Linked DNA regions of Homo sapiens: all the other regions are linked to region 5. A link is a loop called in an ENCODE intact Hi-C map of the cell type or tissue named here. Cell type or tissue: heart right ventricle. All regions are shown on one strand. Region 1 overlaps EDA (ectodysplasin A). Region 2 has its middle 34 kb from the start of NALF2. Region 3 has its middle 35 kb from the start of OTUD6A. Region 4 has its middle 7.0 kb from the start of NALF2. Region 5 overlaps EDA (ectodysplasin A).

Region 1 (4,000 bases), 410 kb after region 5:
ACTTTAAAGAGATCTTCTCTATAAGGTAGTTACAGATAAATTACAGATTATTTTTTCACAAGATCTAAGATAGAAAGAAAGACATGAGACCTAAAAGCAAATAAAACAAAACATCAAACAATATATTACAGGAAGCTTTTTGCACCATTTTAGAGAGAAGGTGTGAAACTGGGAGACTGACCACGTGGTTAAGGCTCTTCTCCATTTCACTTTCTAATTATTCTAGAAATCAGTGAAACATTTCCAGTGGAACTATTTACTCACCTAAGCATAGCTGACAGGTCACAGGCTTAGCAAGACCTGAGGAAAACAGGCCTGTTATAGAAAGAGAAAATGTCTTTGTTTCACATAAACACCTCCAAAGTCCCAAAATAATATTCAACTCAACAAGTATTTGAGTACAGTAACTGTAACTAGCACTGTGTCAGGCATTATGGAGAAAGACAAAAATGAAGGCAGATTTCTAAGGAGCTCTAATGTAAAGACATAAAATGTATTTGAAAACAACAGCAATAACAACTAAAGAATGATTCTAAGACAGGATATGATGGGTGGGTTGCAGCAGAGTTAGTGAGAGAGAAAATGCGATGGGAATAATGAAGCAAGTTGATCAAAAGTTCTGTATTCAAACCCACAGTAAAGGTATTTTATCTAGATCCCACCTCCCTAAAAAAAAAAATCCTTGGATTTATTCATTGTGCTCACCTTGAATCACCTCGAATGATTCCTAGTTATGTTCTTGATCGAAGAGCCTTAACACAGGTAATGTCAACTCTGGATACACTAATGGTCTATCTAGTTATGTCAAGCAATGTTTTGTAGAACTTTAAGGTTGACATCTATGACATCACTTCAAATAATTAGGAACATACTCCAAATAGCCCTAACAGTTCTAAGTAAATCTGTATTGATCTACCCATAATTTTGACTATTACTTGAGACAATGAGTTGAATAAGATACTACCTTTATTTGCCTCCTCTTGAAAATAATTTTTCAAACATTAAAAGGTGTCTAATACTTAACATTGTGTCTGGCACAGCAGGCTTTCTATTTATTGAACTGGATTGTTACGTTACACCAATATATTAATCATATTCATCTCGCTCATGGTTTGGTAGACTTTGATCATATTCCTCCTTCAACCTCTTTCTATCCAGACTGAAAAACCAACTAGAAAATCCCTTCATCCTTTTGATCAATTTAATGGGGTTTTTGAGGACTTTTATCAGCTGTTAGGCTTTTCTTGAGGAGCAGCCACCAGAATTTCCTGTCTGATTGTAGAAGCCAATCTGCTTTTGATCTTGTACATGGAAAAAATAAGTGTTTTGTAAGTGGTTTGTTTTGTTGTTTTTGACACCCTTCCTGATGATACCCACTACATTCTTGGCCTTTGAGGACCACAATCACAACCGGCGCAACATCTCCACAGAATGATCAACAGTGATTTTTAGTTTTTTACTCTGACGATCATATTACTGTATATTGTCCTAATTCAGACACAAATGAGATATCCCTTGCTCTTGAGATAATCTCCACCAACTATCCAGACAAATCTCAGCTACTTGGTTGCTCCAGCTGAAGGAGATGATTGATTACGGAAGGTCTGATGTGACTCTCTCACTTCATCATCAGCAAGTGTGTCCCCACCAGGGAGACTTTTCTAACATTTCACATGGAGAACTGTGCTGATCTCTCTGCTCTGTATCCTACCTGCCCTAACTTCCTTGTGTGCCCTGCTTAAAAAGTTTTTAAATTGACAGATGATATACATACATCTACAGTGATTTCCAGGTCCCTTTCTTGAGTCATAACTGAGAGCCCAGAGCCCATCATCTCATAAGTATGGATAGGTTTACTTTTGCCTACCTGCATGAAGTGTCTCTGACTGTTCTGCCCACTTGGTCTCATGAGAGCTTCCTGCAGTTTACTCTCATCAGCTTGCCTTCACTCCTTACAGATAAACTGGTAAGAAACCTGAATGTACTGCCCGTTGAAGGGTGTATATTTTTATCTTTCTTCCTCTCCATCCAAGATTTGCTGTAACAGCAGTTGTTTGTGTTTAAAAACTAAAATATAAAAATATGACCTACGTGGCCAAATCCCACAAGGCTGTTTACTTCCTTATTTACTGAATCAGAATCTGTCAGCACAATGTAGAATTCTGAGTGTCAGCAGATACTGAAAATTAAATGTCACTGTAAAGCCAGCAGAGGGTGCACCAGGGCACTAGAAATTTTAACCAAGCTTGTAGCAGTATTAATTTAATACCCAATCAACTTTTTTAAAAAGTTATTTTTGTATACTAAAACTAATATACAAGATAAGATAAACTTAAGTTGAACAACTTAAAATAAACAAGTTGAATTTGGGCTAAAATTCCTTCAAAGTATACTCCAAATCTGAAAGTGAAGTTCAGGAAGAATAAGGAACACACGGTTAAACTTACTGTGGTCAAAATACAGGCAGAGTAGAACAAAATGATGCAGAGCTGAGCCCTCTACTTTGCAAAAGTTCTAATGTGGAGCTCCATCTTGCTCCCTCGCAAAAGGTCCCAGGAGGTAGTTGGGGGAATGGGCACCCAACTAGGAGTTAGAGCAACTATCATCCCAGTTTTGACTCTAGTTATGTGACCTTGGGCAAGTCACTTTCCCTTTAGGGCCTATGTTTCCCAAGGGAATCAAACGAAATGGACTCATATAAGCCCTTCATAACTCTAGGAAACTGATTCCAATTGATGTCAACAAATGTAAAGAGCTAGTATCCTTGCTTCTATTGCTCAAAAATATTAAAACAGAAAGAATAAAAGACAGAAGATAGGAAGCTGTGTTTAAATCTAGACAGAACTATTTTAGTGCCACACAAAGGGTAGGTAACTAAATGCCATTATACACCTGTAAGAGTTTCATGCCATCACAGAAACCTTACAGTACAGCTGTTCTGCTAATCCTCAGTCTATAAAAATGGCTCTGTCCATCCTGAATGCCAAAAAGTATTGGCCAACATTTGATTAAAGAAGTTTAATTCTTTCATCTTTTCACAGAATATCAATGTTCAGCTGCTAAATACTTCTGCTGGGCATTGGGGTGTGGGGGGAGTGGCAGTAGATAAATAAAGGAGTCAGAATCCTAGTTAATTATCGTTTAGCTACAATGTTTAAAGTTTCAAGTATGAGAAGCATGTCTGCTGATTCTCTTCTTTGATAAGCTGTTATATAAATTGGAGTGTGCTAGTAAGACATTTTAAGGCTCAGGGCAACTTTACAATGCACATCTTTTTTTTTTTTTTTAAGTATCAGTCCTAACATTACACTATTATCATGAATATGATGTCTCTATCAAGCGTACCACTTTAGATGGGAGGTCAAAGTGGCACAAATAATGTTTACAGAGTTGTGACAATGACTCTGGATGTGGCAGTAAATATAGAAGGCTTGGGTCCCTCACCTCAAGGAACTTATTTGTACAACTTGCTCTCTTCCCTAAGAGGTACAATTTTATTATTATTCTTTAGCCACCTCGAAAGGATCCTTGGATGCTTCTCCTAAGTTTCACATATGGCAACCAAGACAGTATTTACGTTAAGTGAACGAAATTTACTTGAATAAAAAGCTAGAAAGAATAGAATAGAAAACAAACACCAAAGCTAATAGTTTGCTTATTAGGGCACAAACACCATAAAGATTGCAAAAACAAACAAAACTGCTCTTGGGGGACGAGTCCTGAGTAATTATTCCATTGGCAGATTCCCGTTCTCAAGCTAACAGTAGTAAAAGCGCTTCCCACCCACCCTTCCCACCGCACACCTACCCCGCTTAAGAATCAGAACCGGCATGCAAAGGGTGAGTTTTATTTCCATAGATTTTTAAAATTGCTGTTCAGAAGTTGTCTAGCAAGACGGCATATTTCTACCAGAATTCCTCAGGGGCGCTGATCCTCACTAGAACGCCGAGGACAATCAGTCTCAAATTGCAGGTAAGTGTGAACAAGCCCACGTTCTGGT
Region 2 (4,000 bases), 490 kb after region 5:
ATACAACCTCTTATAGAGGAAACCCAACTCAAATTTAAATACTGAATAGATCAACACTGCCAAGTTAAACAAAATAGCTCTGGAAGCTCCAGGTGGAGACTTCTACATTAGAAAGGGTTTGGCATGAGGCTGGCTGTTGCTCTGATGGTCCTGCAAACCTCAACATTGACTGAGTTCCCCTGCCATCATTCAGAGCCAGGCCAGGTGTCAGCATGGCCCAGGAGCCAGGTGAAAGCCCTTCACCTGGCTTCAGTCACATTGCCTGCTTTTTCAATCACTCTTGAGAACAGGGTGAGGGTACAGGGCTGGGGCCAGTTGACCTAGCTTTGGATCTTCAACAGATCATGAAACCATGGATGGAAAGCTGCTGGCACTGGTCTTAGAGTTGGAGTTCTTGGCTTCTATTCCTGGCCTTCTGCTCTGCATTTTGCTTGTTTATTTTGGGTGAGTGGATCTTTTGGCCTCCTCAAGCCTCAGTTTTTTTAATCTGTAAACCTAAATTAATTTCTACTGTGCATGGTTATTGTGAGGATTAGCAAGACACTGTGTGTATGTATACATGCAGTACAAGTGGAAAAGGGTATTCTAAGCAGCAGAGCTAATTTGGGGGACAGGAAGCTGTCATTTCCCAGAGGAAGTTACCCCAAGATGGAGCCAGGGAAGAGGAACTGTCTCTTCCTCTTATCCCAGCCTTCTCAGGGCTGTGTCTTTCATTCCAAGCTCTTTTGTCCACTAGGCCACAAATGAGCCATATCTGACCCTGGGCATTGATTCCAGGAGTCCAAGGGCCCAGGGCATCTTGAAATTAACCATCAGTGTTTGTCTGCCAATAAATCTACCTTTGCAATTTTCCTCTTCACCTGTATGCTTTTCCATGTTAATTTTCAGGTTTGTGTTCTGGGTTCAACAAGGCTAAGATCAATATAGGAGTCTCTGACCTTTCCTCAAGAACGGCTACCTACAGTCTTAGTATCTGTGAATAGCAGGTTCCTCAAGAAAAACAAAAACAAAAAACCAACCCAAGTGCTGAAAGTGAAACTCGATATTACAGAGAAGCCTGGTCATGCATGTCATCAAGCACTTTGTGGCAGGATGCTGTGTGCTCGTTGAGAATAAAGCCTCCTGCCTCCTGTACCAGCAGGAGGGTCATGAGGGGACAAGACAGAGGAGAAGAGGGAACAAGGAGATGGCAGGAGAGGACAGATCCTGGGAACAGGGGAAAAAGAGAGGGGCCAAAGGAATAAATACGGATGTGCTCTAGTGTTCCAGGGCAGGCAGGAATTGTGTTCTCTGCATCTCTCTAGTCTTGTGACAATGTGATCATGAGTTAAGGCTGTTCAAATAGATGCTATGGAGCCCTGTATAGAGTCTTACAGAGCCTCCCACTCTGTTCGGTTCCTGTTCTAATTCCTCTTCTACTCAGGGCAGCCCACCAGGGGTATGCCTTTGAGTCTGGATGTGAGTTGAAGTGAGTTGGCCAAAATGGTCAGAATGTGGAAGGCCTTGAACACCAGCTTTCGATTTTTTCCCAAACAATGGGAACCATTAGAGGGGCAGGATGCCAGGCCAGTGCTCCAGGAGGCTCCTGGCTCTGTGCGAAGGTGTCTGGGCTGCAAGGGCAGGAGGCTAGAGGCAGGAATGCCAGTTGGGAGGTAATGAAGATCTGGGCAGACAACAGCAGTGACGAAGGAGAGATCAGTTTAGGATATAGAATATATATATGGGGTGGTGGCAGATGTAATCTGGGACACATGGCAGGAGGGTGGAAAGGGCCACTGGAGGAGTCCCAGAAGATTGGCTTCTTGCTCCAGGGGCCGGGAGGAAAGGCAGGACTATTAACATAAACGGTGAATTGGCCCCTTAATGGCTCTGGTCCCTCCGCAGGAAAATGCTGCCCTTTCAGCCCTGAGCTCCCTTTAGTCCCGGGCCTGGCTGGACGGGACCGGCCGGCTCAGGGCTGCGGTCGCGAGCTCTGTCGTTGGGGTCCAGGGAGACTAGAGGCCTGAACGGGCTGAAAAAGAAGGGCGACACTCGGCCCCAACCCCTCCCGTGTCCCGCCCAGGCCCCTGCCTCTGGCCCGGCTGGTCGGAAAGCGAAGGAAGGTCAGAAGCGAAGGAGAGCGGGCTACCGCGGGCCGGGTTAGGGATGGGAACGGGCCTGAACGCGGGAGAAGCGCGCGAAGTGGGAGAAAGGAACCGACGAGGAAGAACCCGCTCTGCAGGCGCCCACGGACCCTAGCGCCAGGCCCAGTTCCGCGGCTGCGCCTCCGCCTCCCTGGTGCCTCCAGCCTGGGTAGGAGGAGCCACAGCGCCACCCAGCGGCCGGTGTCGGGGAACAGCAGTCAGGGCTCTTCCGTGGCCCCAGAAGAGTCGGGGAGCGGGGTGGAACAGGACAGTGGAGGGCCTAGAGGAAAGTGGGTACCAGCGCGGGCACAGAGTGGTTGATAGGCCCTCCGTTTACTTCACCTACCAGTCCATCCGGCATATGGCACCAGCTGAATCTTACTCCAGGTCAGCTCTCAAGCTCAACATCTTCCATGGCTCCCAATGGGTCACCATATAAAGCCCACACATTCCCTGGCCTGACCTTCACGGCCTTCTGTGTTTTTACCTCAGGCTATCTTTCAAGCTCATCTCTTGCCACCCACTCCACACATCCTGTACCACTCATTCCTGCTCAGATGAACCACCCACCACTTCTGCATCTACATCCATTCACTCAGTGAGCATTGACTAAGGCACTGGGAAGATAATAAATAAGACAGACAAGGTCCTTGTCTGCTCAGAGCTTACATTCAAATGGAGAAACAGGCAATAAACAAGAAAGCCAAAGTATAAACAAGATCGTTCCAAATAGTTACAAGTGCTAGATCATATAAAAAGCAGGGTGGTATGATAGAGTGTCTGCGGTGAGAAGGGCACTACTATACCTAGAGTAGCCAGGAAAAACCTTTCTGAGAAAGCGGTATCTGAGCTCGGACCTGATCATGAGGAGCATTGCAAAAGTCTGGGGGAATAACATTTCAGGCTGAGAAATGGCGTGTACAAAGGTCCTGAGACAGGAACAAGCTTAGCATTATCAGAGGAAAATAAATAAGGCAGGGTGGCTGTAGGAGAGTGAAGGGAATATGCTAGGTGAGGTTGGAGACATAGACAATCGGCAGGTCGTGTAGGGCACTGTGGGCCACGCTAAGGAGTCTGGAATTTATTTTGATTTAGATGGGAAACTAGGAGAGGGTGTTAGCCAGGGAGAGACATGATCTGGTTTGCATTTTTAAGAGATACTCTGAGTGAACTGTGCATGGGGTGCAAGACTGGAAGCAGGGAGACCAGTTAGGAGGCCATTGCAGTGGTCTATGAGAGAGTTGGTGGTGGCCTGGACTAGGTGGTGACAATGGAGGTGAGAGAAATGGTCAGATTCTAGAGGTATTTTGACCAATTTCTGTTCATATGTTTTCTCCCCAACCAACACAGGAGCTTCTTGAGCTTCTTCATGTCTGAATGAGTTTTGGATTCCCATCCTACACCCCTAAGCAGTTAGTTTCTCTGCGACCTGCCACAGTGAATGTAACAGGAGGTAATGGCAGTTGGATAGAAACTTGGGCATGGCGCAGAAGTTCTGAGACTTCCTTCTAGTTGCTCTAATGGGCTTCTCCATCTCCCTTTTCCCTACTTCACCCCTTAGTGTCACCTAAAAGAATCTAAGTATGTTTTGGAGGGAAGAAAACGCAGGAGTTATGGAGTTGCTCCTCTGCGCTACCAACTGGGCTCCATGTCTTCACGTAGATTACTTCATTTGGGTTAACTTATTTCATATTTATAAAAACATCTAATCCTATCCCTTCATTTTAGAGATAAGCAGATTAAGAACCCCAAAAGGAAAAGGGACTTTATGAAGTTGGGTAGAAAGGCGAAGTTGTCATAGCATAAAGCAGTCACTATTTTGAGTCCCTCATAGACCCCTCTTCCCATTTAACACCCAAATAGTGGTTGTCTACAAC
Region 3 (4,000 bases), 66 kb before region 5:
CCCAGTAGTCATTCAGGAGCAGATTGTTCAGTTTCAACCCTGTTTCAAAACAAAAACAAAAACAAGCAAAGCACAAGTCCACCGACATTGATACAGTCTACAGAGCTTAGTCAGACTTCATGTTTTATATGACCTCATCTGTATATGTGTGTGTGTGTGTGTGTGTGTGTGTAGTTCTATGCACTTTTATCACATGTGAAGTTTCATGTATCCACAACCTCAGTCAAGGTATAGAATTGTTCAATCATCACAAGGATTCTTCATGGTGTCCTTTTAGAACCACATCCACCAGCTTCCCTCTCCCCATTCTTAATCCCTGGCAACCCGAAATCTGTTCTCCATCGCTATAGTTTTGCTATTTCAAGAATGTTATAAAAGTGTAATCATACGGTATATAACCTTTTGGAAGTAGCTTTTTTTCACTCAGCATAATTCCCTAGAGATTCATCCAAGTTGTTGAATGTACCAATAATTTATTCCTTTTTATTGGTGAGTAGTATTCCATGGTAGAGATGTACCACAGTTTGTTTAACTAGTCATTTGATGAAGAACGTCGGGTTGCTTGCACATTTTGGCTATTATGAATAAAGCTGTTATGAAAATTCATGGTTTTGTGTGACTAAAACATGTCTTTCACAGAGCAAAAATTTTTTATTTTGATGAAGTCAATTTATCAATTTTTTCTGTTATAGATTATGCTTTTGGTGACAAGCCTAGAAAGTTTTTGCCTAGCCCGGGGTCCCAAAGCTTTTCTCTTATTTTTTTCTAAAAACTAAAAGTTTTATAGTTCTGTATTTTACTTTTAAGCCTGTGATCCATGTTGAGTTCATTTTTGTATAAGGTATGAGGTTTAGTTCAGGGTTTATTTTTTTACCTATGGTTGTCTAATGCTCTAGAGCAATTAGATAGCCAGATACTGGCCACTGGGCTGCCCCAAGGTAACTGTAGTCTCTAGGACATCAGGACACATGGCCCCAAAGAGATTTCACCTCCACTTCTGCCCAGCTCTAGAGCATTAGACAACCCTAGGCAAAAAAAAAAATAAAATAAAACAAAATAAAAAAATAAACCACTAGACAATTTAATGGCTGGAAAGAATATCCTTCTCCTCCATTGAATTGCTTTTGTACCTTTGTCAAAAAATCAGTTGGGCAGATATGTATACGTCTATTTCTGAGTTCTCTTTTCTGTCCCACTGGTCTGTTTGTCTATCCCTGTGAGAACCACAGAGCTCAGGCCTTTGAGACAGAATGCCTAGTACCACTTGCTAGCTTGGGTGACCCTGGGCAAGTCACCCTCCCCTGGCTTCCTATCTGTCACTCAGTATATAAAATATGCCTCCTGAGCCCCACATGATTGAACTCCTGCCTGCTTCCCCGTGACTGTCTCCTATTACTCTCCTCCTTGTTCACTCTGCTCCAGCCACACTGGCCTGACCGATCCTCAGTCACATAACACATGCTCCTACTTTTGGGGCTTTCACAGACTGTTTCTTTAACCCAGAATCTGCTTCGCACAGACATCCTCATGGCTACCTCCCTTCCTTCTTCCTTCAAGTCTTTTATCAAATTTCACCTTCTGAGTGAGGCTTTATTTAAAATGGCAAAGCCTCTGCTCCTCCCCTTTCCCCACTTTCTCTCCATGGCACTCATCACCATCTAAAACACAATGTCATGGACTTTTTTGCTCTGTCTCCTACCACTGCAGTATGAGCTCAATGAGAGCAGGAATTTTTGTTTTTGTTCACTGCTGTATTCCCAGTGCTGTGTCTGTCTAGTATAATATACCTTTTTAAATGAATGAAGAAATGAATAGATAGATGGATGGATGAATATGTGAGTGAGTGAATGAATGAATGAATGCCGTGAGCCAAGGCCCAGCTCACCTGAGCAGCCTCTCTGGCCCTTGGCTTGTGTCCTAAGCTTGCGACCCTAGAACCATCCACTTGCTTCTCTAAGGCTGGCCACCAGGTGGCAGTTGGAGCCTAACTTCTGTCTCATTTGCTTCCCTTTGCCTTCTCTTTGCTGCCTGTCAGTCTTGCCCAGGACATTTTGACCTTCTCTGCCTAGGCATGGCTAGAGGATTTTGTGAGAGCTCTTAAAGTAGGCAGCTTCAGTATTTAAAACTTTTTTTTTTTTTTTTGAGACGGAGTCTCACTCTGTTGCCCAGGCTGGAGTACAGTGGTGCGATCTCAGCTCACTGCAACCTCTGCCTCCTGGGTTTAAGCGATTCTTGTGCCTCAGGCTTCTGAGTAGCTGGGACTACAGGTGCGTCCCACCACACCCAGCTAATTTTTGTATTTTCATTAGAGATGGGGTTTCACCATGTTGGCCAGACTGGTCTCGAACGCCTGACCTCAAGTGATCCACCCACTTCCGCCTCCCAAAGTGATGGGATTACAGGCATGAGCCACTGCGACTGGACCAACTTTGCATCTTTTTATCCTTAGAAAGGTACTACCTTGTTCCTGCCACAGCCTGCTCTCTGTCTCAGATGGAAGAAGCCATATACTGGCCATTGGGCTGCCCCAAAGTAACTGTAGCCTCTAGGACATCAGGACACATGGCCCTAAGGAGATTTCACCTCCACTTCTGCCCAGCTTCAGCAAGCCTCTCCCAGGGTTACTGCACCCCTCAACTCGGTAAAGGCTAGGGACTCTAGCACCATGATTAAGCCTTTTGTGTCAACCTGGGTTTGATCTCCACTATGCCACTTATTAACCTTGTATCTTGGGTGATGTTGAGCAACTAACATAGATATTCAAGCCTCGGTTTTGTCAGCTGTAAAATGGGGATAATAATGGCATCAAACTCACCGGGTGGATGTGAAGATTCAATGTGATAACACGCATACAACATAAGTAGAGTGTTTGGTGTAGAATAAAGCTCACTTGAAGAAAAATGAAGGGCAAAAGTGGGAATAAACAAGACCAGGCATAGCAGGAACTTGCCAGGGAGTTTGAGGAGGGCGCCGACTAGATGGCTAGAAGGCTGAAGCCAAGAAAAGATGGGAGATCAAGGAAAGCTTCACAAAAAAGATCACGGTTCAGCCACAGGTTGTAAGACAGGTCAAATTACGCTAGTCAAGCTGGAAAGAGCGTTGCAGGAATAATGGTATGTGCAAATAAAGAGAGGTGTGAAATGGTAGCTACTCACAGTCATTCCAGGAACTGTAAGTAAGTATGAATTGCATGTTTCTTGTGGGAGAAGTGACAAGAAATACAGACAGATAAGCAGGGACCAGATCACAAAGGACCTCATGTGCCAGGTGAAGGAGACTGGACTTGATCTGGTGGGGGCAGTGGAGAGCCATCAAAGAGTTCTAAGCAAGGAATTGGATGGATGCAACTGATGACCTGGCAGTCCAGCTGCCTTGAAGGAAGACAGAAACTGGAGGCAGGTGAAAGATGAGCTGAGCTTAGACTGGAGAAGTTGTATTTGGGATGGAGATAAAGGGATGAAGTCCACGGATTTTTTTTTCAGAGGAAGAAACTGCCAAGAGCTTGCCTGAAAAAGAAAGAAGATCCAGGGACAGAGAAGGAAGTAGCATCATGGTACAGTTATTTTTTGCTTTTGTTTTTTGTTTGTGTGTTTGTCTGTTTGTTTGTTTTTTGAGACGGAGTCTCACTCTGTTGCCCAGGCTGGAGTGCAGCGGCACGATTTCAGCTCACTGCAACCTCCGCCTCTCAGATTCAAGCGATTCTCCTGCCTCACCCTCCCGAGTTGTTGGGACTACAGGTGCGTGCCACCACACCCGGCTAATTTTTGTATTTTTAGTAGAGACAAGGTTTCATCATGTTGGTCAGGCTGGTCTCGAACTCCTGACCTCAGGTAATCCACCCGCCTCGGCCTCCCAAAGTGTTGGGATTACAGGTGTGAGCCACCATCCACCATGCCCGGCCAGTACAGTTTTTTTTTGTTTTTTGTTTTGAATATGGGTGAGACTTGAGATTCTTCTATTCCCCACAGGGCCTGGCACTAAGTAATTGAATGAGTGGAGG
Region 4 (4,000 bases), 530 kb after region 5:
CCCGGGAAAGAAACTGCATAGGGGAAGGATCAAAAGTAGTTATTCAGGTTAGGGTTCAGAGCCAGGGAGATTCCAGCAAGCAGGGTAGTATCAAGTGATTGAGTGAATGAGAGAGACATTGAGTGAATTGGGAGAGAGTCAATAACAATAAAAATGAACAGTTACATAGTGCTTAACATGCACCAGGTACTATTCTAAGCATTTACATATTTTAAGCCACTTAACCCTCTATGACAACAATTATGTGGGGTAGATCTACCGTTGTCTCTATTTTCTAGACACTGAGGTACAGACAGGTTAAGTCACTTGTCTAAGGTCATGCAGTTGGCAAGTGGCGAAGGGAGAATTTGAGTATATGCAGTCTGGTTCCGGAGTTCATGACTACTTGATCTCTTCTCAGAATAAACTTAGTGATTCTGGGTAATTGCCAAGATTCAAACACCAAATAACATTTTCAACTTCTTGATTGTTTGGCAGCTGTGGGTGAGCTGGGATAGATGGGGCTGGGACATGGACTTAAACCCAGGAGATTCCTCCTAGATATTTTAATATCTTCTCAGTCAAAACCAAGAGAAGTAAATGTTCACATTTTAACCCACCTTGGGCCCTTTCACTTTTACTTTCTAATATGAGGAATCTGACCTTATCCCTAAGTTGACAGAGTGGCCTCACCCTAGGATCCATCCCACTCTAGGCCACAAAGGTACCTAGATGGCTACCTCTAGGCTCACCACTACTCCAGAGCTTGGAGTGTACAGACCCTGCAGCTACTGAAACCAAATGAAGGATTTGGTTTCTGTCTCACTGGCTTCCCCACCCCTGACTGCAAGGCCCGCCATCATCCTAGGGGACTTCAGTATACAAATTAAAATTCAGCCATCACCTGGGCTTCCCGGTTCCTAAACTGCCCCATCTCTTCCACTCTACCTCAGCCACCCACCTCCATTGTCACAAACGGGACCTGCTCCACTATAAATCACCAATCTCAATCAAGCCTTCAACATTGCTTCACAATCCAAACAGGTACTAAATTTCTTTAGTACTTTTCATTCTCCAGGATGACTATTTCAAATCTTCTCCATTCTTTTCTTAAACCTCCAACCCCTGTGTCCACCCTCTCACTCTTAGCCAATAATCTTATGTCTTAGTCCATTTTGTGTTGCTCTAACAGAATACCTGAGAATGGCCTCAAGTGATCCTCCTGCCTAGGCCTCCCAAAGTTCTGGAATTGCAGGTGTGAGCCACCATGCCTGGCCCACACTGGCCACCTTTGAGTTCCAAATGCCATGTCTTTTTGGCCACAGGAGCTTTGCACATGCTGTTTCTTTTGCCTGAAACACTCTCTTTACTCCCTACCTCTAGCCACTTTGCCTGGCTAATCCTACTTAATACTCAGATTCCAGTTCCAGCATCACTTCCTCAGGGAAGATTTCCTTGACTAGTTCCTGCAGGCTAGGTCAGGTTCCCTTGTTAGATCCCTTGTAGAACTGTCTTCCTTTCTTCATAGCACTTATCTTAGATGCATTTACACCCTTATTTGCGTGATTCCTTGGTTAATCACTGTCTCTCCCACTACACTCCAGAATCCTTCAGAACAGGAACCATGTCTGTTTTTGTTCCTCCTTGTTTCTCTAGCTGCAAACACAATGCCTAGCACATAGATGCTCCGTATTTAGAATTAATTAATTAATAAACATTTCAAGTGAGAAAGTGAGACCATCCCAATTCCATTAGAGGAGTATGGCTTTACCTTAATGAATCTGCTAGCATGACTGTGTTTTAATACCAAACATGACCCACACCATGTAGAAACAGAAGGTTATTCTCTCATGTCTGCCTCCAGAGATAATGAATTCCTCTCAATGAAGGTATCTTCAAGCAGATATCTAAGGAGAAGTTGAATGACTGCTTATGGTGATATAGCCACAAGATGATCTCTAAAGCTTTTGACATCCAAGGTTTTGTGATTCTATGATTTGATGCATAGAGAGGGTGGCTTGAGCAAAGGGAATTCAGACACCCTCTAGGATGGAAAAGCCATGGAGAAAAGCACTTTAGGATTTTAGTCACATTGAGATTACCTCATTCATTTCTTTCCTTCCCACAAAAGCTTCTCTTCTAGTTTATACTTTGGAGGACCATTTTTTCCTATGTTAAAGATTGCCATAGGTAGAGGGTCTTTAATTTTCAAAGCTCTCTCAGTTTCAAGATTCACTGGAAATCTTGTTTCCAATTTTCATTTTTCCTGCTTAAATTGAAAGCTATTTCTTATGCCTCTCATAGCAAGGATGAAAGTACAGTGGTTCAGGTATATCCAAAGAGTTTTTAATAAAGGTTATTGTTTTGGGCTGAATGCAAGTCCCCACACTTCACAGTACAGAGAATTAAGATGCCAACTCTGATGAAATCAGACCCTTGTTGTACATGTGTGGGTAACTCTTGATATTTGGATGTTAAAGGTCTCATAGGGCTACAGTGTTGTCAGACTGTGGGGCCTATAAAGGTCATAGCCAAACCCCTCAACGTAGGGGGTTGGCACTCACTTGAACTGTCAGTTAATAAATGGTATCAATCAACAACTGAGTCCTAAGGATCACCTGGAAAAGAAATGCATTCTTCAGAGAGGGAACCAGAGCTGAGGGGGAGGACTCCAAGAAGACTGTGACGCAGGTTTCTGTAGTACTGGCCAGGGAGGGAACCCAGCCCTCAAACACTTGCCCCCTGAGGTTGGAGGTAAGAGGTGCCTACCCTGTGAGCACAGGTCAGGAATGGAGAGGGAAGGAGCCAGCCTTCTGCTGCTTTGGAGCCTGAATATAGTACAGACAGAATGTGTGAGTCTCAGAGAAAACTTGGCTGTGGTTGGCTCTGAGACATGTGCTGTGAAAGCTGGACTGTTTGGGTTTCTGGCATGTCCCTCTCCTTCTCCCAGACTGCTTCAGAAAGTTCTTTGTGCAGTTGCTTCCTGCTCACTCTACTGTGCCCAGGGAAAGCCAAGGATAGGCTTTGTGCCTCTCTCAGGCCAGAGTCTTAAAAAGAGAGTGACACATCGCTGGGGCATGTAGTATGTGGCAGCAGGGGCAAAAAGAAAGAGGCCAAGCCCTACCATGGAGTTCACTGTGGGGGTACTGGGAATGAGAGCTTCTCTCCTGCATGCCTCCTCCCCAAGATATTCGTTGCTTCAACCTGGGAGCCCCCAGGTTCTGTTTTACCAAGGAAGTGATGATGGTGAGATCAGACGGAGACCTAGGGCCCTAAGGGGAAAGGAGAAATTCAAAGGGTCAGAGTTGGGGGAAAACTAGAGCTGCTTCTTCCATAGATTCTCTCTTCAGTGCTATGAGTTTCTCCTTTCAAGGGAAGCAGCTTCTTTCTTCACTGAGTACTTTTTAATGGGTGAACATGAGACATACCTGTCAAGATAGAGGTAGATTTTCCATCTGGTAATGGGTAGATGGGACCCCTCTAGCACTGCTCTTCAGATCCTCTCTGGAGTCTGCTTCCCAGGCAGGGCAAGGCCTTGGCCAAAAGGCTCCTGGTCCTGGATCTGGTGCAGATTGCTTGTCAAGGCCAGAAAGCCCCTCTCTGTAGCTTCCTGCCTCATCACATTGGAGGCAACTGCCTCCTGAAAGTGGTGAAAGTTAGGGCCAGGGCGTAAGGAAGGAGCTCCATCCTCCACAACTCAGTGTGAAGTCACGGTCAGACTCATCTCCTGTTATCAGTAGAGCTAAGTATAGAAGGAAGCTGAGTAGAGGTCTTGAGGCAGTAAATCTGGGCAGAGCACTAGAGTCCAAGTCACCTTGGACACTGACCCATGTGTGACCTGGGACTTTGGGCCCAAGGAAAACCTGGGTTTCCCTGGCTTGGGGGCTTCTCCAACAACCTGCTCCTCTACTGCCTCTGTGTTGGAGGGAGGGCAATACTCTGGCATATGCCCTCCACAAAGCCAAAGCACTTCAGCTTTGTGGCTGTCCTGTCTGCTGGAGGATCTGTGGTTCTCCTCCTG
Region 5 (4,000 bases):
AACCAATACCTTCTAGCTGGAATTTGCCGGTGGAGGATGAGAGTGGGCATGCTGCCCTATTTTCTTTGTTGTTATGGGGCCTGCACAGGCAAAATTCAGACACTGAGTGGCAGGCTAGGTCTTATTATTCAATTTTACTTTCCCAGCCAGAGCTCCTGAATCCCTCTCATCTCATAGGTTCATGGGTTTTCTCTTTCTCCTTAAGAGATTCTTTTTTACGGTTCTTCCACACCCACAGCTTTCTGGAAAGCCTCCCTGGGAGGAAACCACTCAGCCCACTGTCTATCTGGAGAACCTTAGGGATTAGAGATGATTCAGACTCCATGGTAACTGGGGCTACTGACCACTAGTACCAGGGCCCCATAGGTGAGAGGGATCCTTATGAGAGTGAAGGATAGACTGGCAGGCTGCAATAGAGCCAGCTGGGAGGATAGGAGCCGAGCCACCCTTGGCAAAGCATCTGTCTCAGCCCCACCCCAGGCAGGGGTGGAGGGGGCAGTCACACTCCTTTGGACAGCGGAAGCCAGTGTGTGAGGATGGAGGAAAAACTTCTCTTTCCATCCTGCAGAAAGAGGAATGTTCCTTCCCACCATGAGAGGAGGACATCCAAGCCCAGGGAGCCTTTTCCCCTCTAAGCCATCCATCCTGCACCCAAGAAATTATATTTTATAAGTCCATCTTTGGCCAGTTTCAGTAGGCCTGCCTGTCTGAGGGGTGAGGAAACAGCCTTTCTGGAAAAGGTGACCATCTTTCCTTGAGGTGGTAAGTAGATGGGCTAGGAGCTGCCCTGGCTCTGTCCCATCAATGGACCACTCTGCATGACGTCCTCCAACCCCTGACCCCATCACTTCTTCTTCTTTTTTTTTTTTTTCTGAGATGGACTGTCACTCACTCTGTCACCAAGGCTGGAGTGCAGTGGTGTGATCTTGGCTCACTGCAACCTCCACCTCCCGGGTTCAAGTGATTCTCCTGCCTCAGCCTCCCGAGCAGCTGGGATTACAGGTGTGTGCCACTATGCCCAGCTAATTTTTGTATTTTTTGTGGAGACGGGGTTTCACCATGTTGGCCAGGCTGGTCTCAAACTTTTGGCCTCATGTGATCCGCCAGCCTCGGCCTCCCAAAGTGCTGGGATTACAGGTGTGAGTCACTGCACCCCACCCCCATCACTTCTTCTGGTAGTACTAAAGGTCAGCACAGACCACCTCTGAGGATTGGCCCAGAGGGGCTGGAAACAATCTTATTATGTGGCAGTGGGAGCAAAATCAGTGGCTGCTAGCACAGAATAAACACTATCCATCTAGATATCCAAACAAATCTATTTTGGCCTGTCTCTGGCCTCCCTGGACAGGTGGGGATCATGGCCCACTCAGGGCCTTGGGGTCCCCAGCAGGACCAATTGGGTTTTGGTGCCATTGTGTTCCTATTTACACTTCTGAGGCTACTAAGTCAGACATGGAGGTGGCAGTCAGGGAAGTAGCTAAATACAGTCATTAAGGAAACTCAGCACAGCCAGTTCAGGACTGACTGAGTTCTTAGAAACTGTCCCCATGTAGCTGTTTTTTTTAACCTTCCTTTACCGTTTCTGTACTCACAACCCCTCCCTTCCACCCCAAGCTCTGTAAGCATCTGGCATCTTGGCTAGCTTGCTGCTTCCCAAGGCTCCTGGGGGTTCACGCATTTTAGGCTTTGTGCACTCTGGGGACTGGACATTATTCCAAAGTGCTGTTCTTTCATGAATGTTCATGTTTCTTTGGGGGAAGAAAATGAACCTAATCATTCAGTGGAGTGTACATACATATCACTGAAGTAGCACAGGGGAGAGGAAAGAGTCAGAAAGATGTAGTTTTGAATCCTGGCTCCTAAACTAACTTGACTAAGAAATATTGGGAAACTTAATTAATCTCTCTGAACTTCACTTTCTGTCTTGTAAAAAGGAGCTCATACCTACCTCATAGGGTGGTTGTGAGGACTGAATGAAATTAAAGACAAAGAAAGTATGCTGAGAACTCTAAAGTATCGTACAAATATGAGACAGCATGATTTATTATGGTATTATCCAATCTCTCTGGGACTCTGTTTCCCCATCTTTTAAATGCAGGGATTACAACAAATCAGTGTTTCTTAACCCCATTAAACATGTTCTCCTTTTTGATAGACACTAGCATCTTAAATTCCCTGGAGATTCTAACATGCCCCACCTTCCCTGAGAGATGCAGCCTGTCTGCCCACCTGTGTAGATCAGACAAGAAAAATTTAATTTTACATAGTTTTACTTTCTATAATTTGTATTGTGAAAATATTAATCTAACTACACATATCTCCATGGTGGCTCTGATATAACCTCCATCCCCTGAGAATGCCTGGGCTAGATGATGTCTCAAGTCCCTTTCAGCTCCGTCATCAGTGATTCTAAAGCAATTTGGGTGTAGCAACTGGTCTTGATGCCAGCAATTGCTCAGGACAGCCAGTAGAGGGCATGATGGAGCAAAGAATGACTTCGTATGCCAACGGTACCTCAGCGGCCTGGGAGGAACTAGGCTGGGTGATTATTTGGAGGCTGGGGAGGAGGCAGGGGAGAAGCTCCTCTTTGGGAGAGAGCCTATTTTGATTCTTACCATTCTTGACTTGAATTGCTGACCCTTGGCCCTGTAGATGCACCACAGCTGGCTGGCAGGATGAGAAGGATAGAGAGTAGTCACTATGAGTAATGGCTGCTTGCTCAGCCACCAGTCCCATGTTTCCATCCTGGTTTCTAGTCTTCTATTGTAATCCAATTCTGATCCCTCTCCCCTGTCTTGGGATGTTACTGACTACATTTCTACTAGAGGGTAATATGATTTTGTAGCTCTACCGCTTCCTAGCTATGTGACCTCAACCAAATGTAATGCCTCTGAGCCTCATTTCCCTAACTGTAAAATGGGGATTATAAGAATGTCTGGCCTCTCTCACAGGGATGTCTGAAGATCAAATGAGGTGATGGATATAAAATTGCCCTGCAAGCCGTCAAGCACTGTGCAGCTGTGTAGATTTATCACTGTGGCCACACAGCTGTAGCAAGGGAGGCTGAGATGAGACAAGGCAAGGCAGTAGAACCTGCCAATAGAGACAGATTAGGAAGCTCAAAGACTGGGAGGAGCTCTTCAGGCCATTAAGGCAGACGCCCAGGCTAGGCTGGGCCTGGAGCTGGTTGGCTGTTTTTCAAGGACATACTCTTCAACTCTTCAGCTCCGGATCCCAGGTGGTCTGAGAGCCGGCAAGGTGTCTGGGGTGGTTGGGGAGTTGGAGGCTCAGGTGAATAGGTCTGACTGGCAGCTTATTTCAGCTGACTACTGGGCCTGGCTATGGTGAACCTGGGGTCTCCTGTGGAATGAGGAAAAATGATCCTGGCAAGACACCCTTTCCTTAGCTAAAAACATGCCCTGGGGCAAAGCTTTTCTATTCATAGAGATGGGAGGGGGCTGTGAGTGAAAACCGTCAGAATCTCCGGGGTGTTCTCATGAAATAAAGCCTCAGGAAATCTAATAAGAAGCTAATTTAAAGGTGGCTCTAGCCTGTGGCTTTCCCTCCTACCCAGGAAGAGAGCAATCCCCAGCCAACCTGGTTTTCTCGAGTTCCAGCTTTATCAGCAGCACCTGCAAAATAGGATAGGACAATCAGAGGGCATAATCTTTTGACTTCCTTTTCCCCTCACCTGAGCAGCTAGTGGTGGTGAGCCATGCTCCCTGCAGCCAGCCCTGTCTGAGCTTTATTCTCCAGGGCTCAGAGCTGGAGGAAGAGTCAGAGTGCACCCCTTCTGTTTCCTGCCCTGACCTTCATCTTCAGTGGGCCCAGCACCCAGCAGGGAAACTTCTGAGTATTGCCTCTGGCCAATATTAGCCCAAGGCAAGCCCCACCGGGCACCCATGGAGAACAATGAGAGAGCATTCCCATCACTGTGTGACCCTGAGGCAATGGCATTGGCTTCTCTAGTGTTTTGCTCCCTTTCTATTAATTTTCTTCA

Evidence for each region. Hi-C counts contacts between places; a loop is a spot of excess contacts. Peaks named below come from ENCODE experiments on the same cell type or tissue, not always from the same donor. Only the 100,000 strongest peaks of a DNase experiment are listed, where the experiment ranks them.
Region 1: it touches region 5 in a loop (6-fold over the local background); 33 of 110 quality-filtered maps call a loop at or near these places.
Region 2: it touches region 5 in a loop (11-fold over the local background); 64 of 110 quality-filtered maps call a loop at or near these places.
Region 3: it touches region 5 in a loop (7-fold over the local background); 61 of 110 quality-filtered maps call a loop at or near these places.
Region 4: it touches region 5 in a loop (6-fold over the local background); 30 of 110 quality-filtered maps call a loop at or near these places.

What each region holds. Positions count from the first base shown.
Region 1 is chrX:69,617,211-69,621,210 of GRCh38, reverse strand. All of the region lies in intron 1 of EDA (ectodysplasin A), which reads right to left. Among named protein-coding and RNA genes, the nearest start is that of EDA, 3.1 kb to the right of the region's middle. In heart right ventricle, a CTCF peak has its summit at 2,229 (motif pointing right); no DNase peak of the experiment used is centred here; H3K4me3 peaks cover 519 bases.
Region 2 is chrX:69,536,728-69,540,727 of GRCh38, reverse strand. No RefSeq gene overlaps it. Among named protein-coding and RNA genes, the nearest start is that of NALF2, 34 kb to the right of the region's middle. In heart right ventricle, CTCF peaks have their summits at 2,121 and 2,322 (motif pointing left); a DNase peak (open chromatin) is centred at 2,287; H3K4me3 peaks cover 778 bases.
Region 3 is chrX:70,095,544-70,099,543 of GRCh38, reverse strand. No RefSeq gene overlaps it. Among named protein-coding and RNA genes, the nearest start is that of OTUD6A, 35 kb to the right of the region's middle. In heart right ventricle, CTCF peaks have their summits at 1,748, 1,947 (motif pointing right) and 3,270; a DNase peak (open chromatin) is centred at 1,973.
Region 4 is chrX:69,495,340-69,499,339 of GRCh38, reverse strand. No RefSeq gene overlaps it. Among named protein-coding and RNA genes, the nearest start is that of NALF2, 7.0 kb to the left of the region's middle. In heart right ventricle, no CTCF peak of the experiment used is centred here; no DNase peak of the experiment used is centred here.
Region 5 is chrX:70,029,136-70,033,135 of GRCh38, reverse strand. It overlaps EDA (ectodysplasin A), which reads right to left. Exons shown (of 8, transcript NM_001399.5): 5 at 3,598-3,632; 6 at 2,616-2,667. Among named protein-coding and RNA genes, the nearest start is that of MIR676, 8.3 kb to the right of the region's middle. In heart right ventricle, a CTCF peak has its summit at 2,460 (motif pointing right); DNase peaks (open chromatin) are centred at 2,545 and 3,144; H3K27ac peaks cover 345 bases.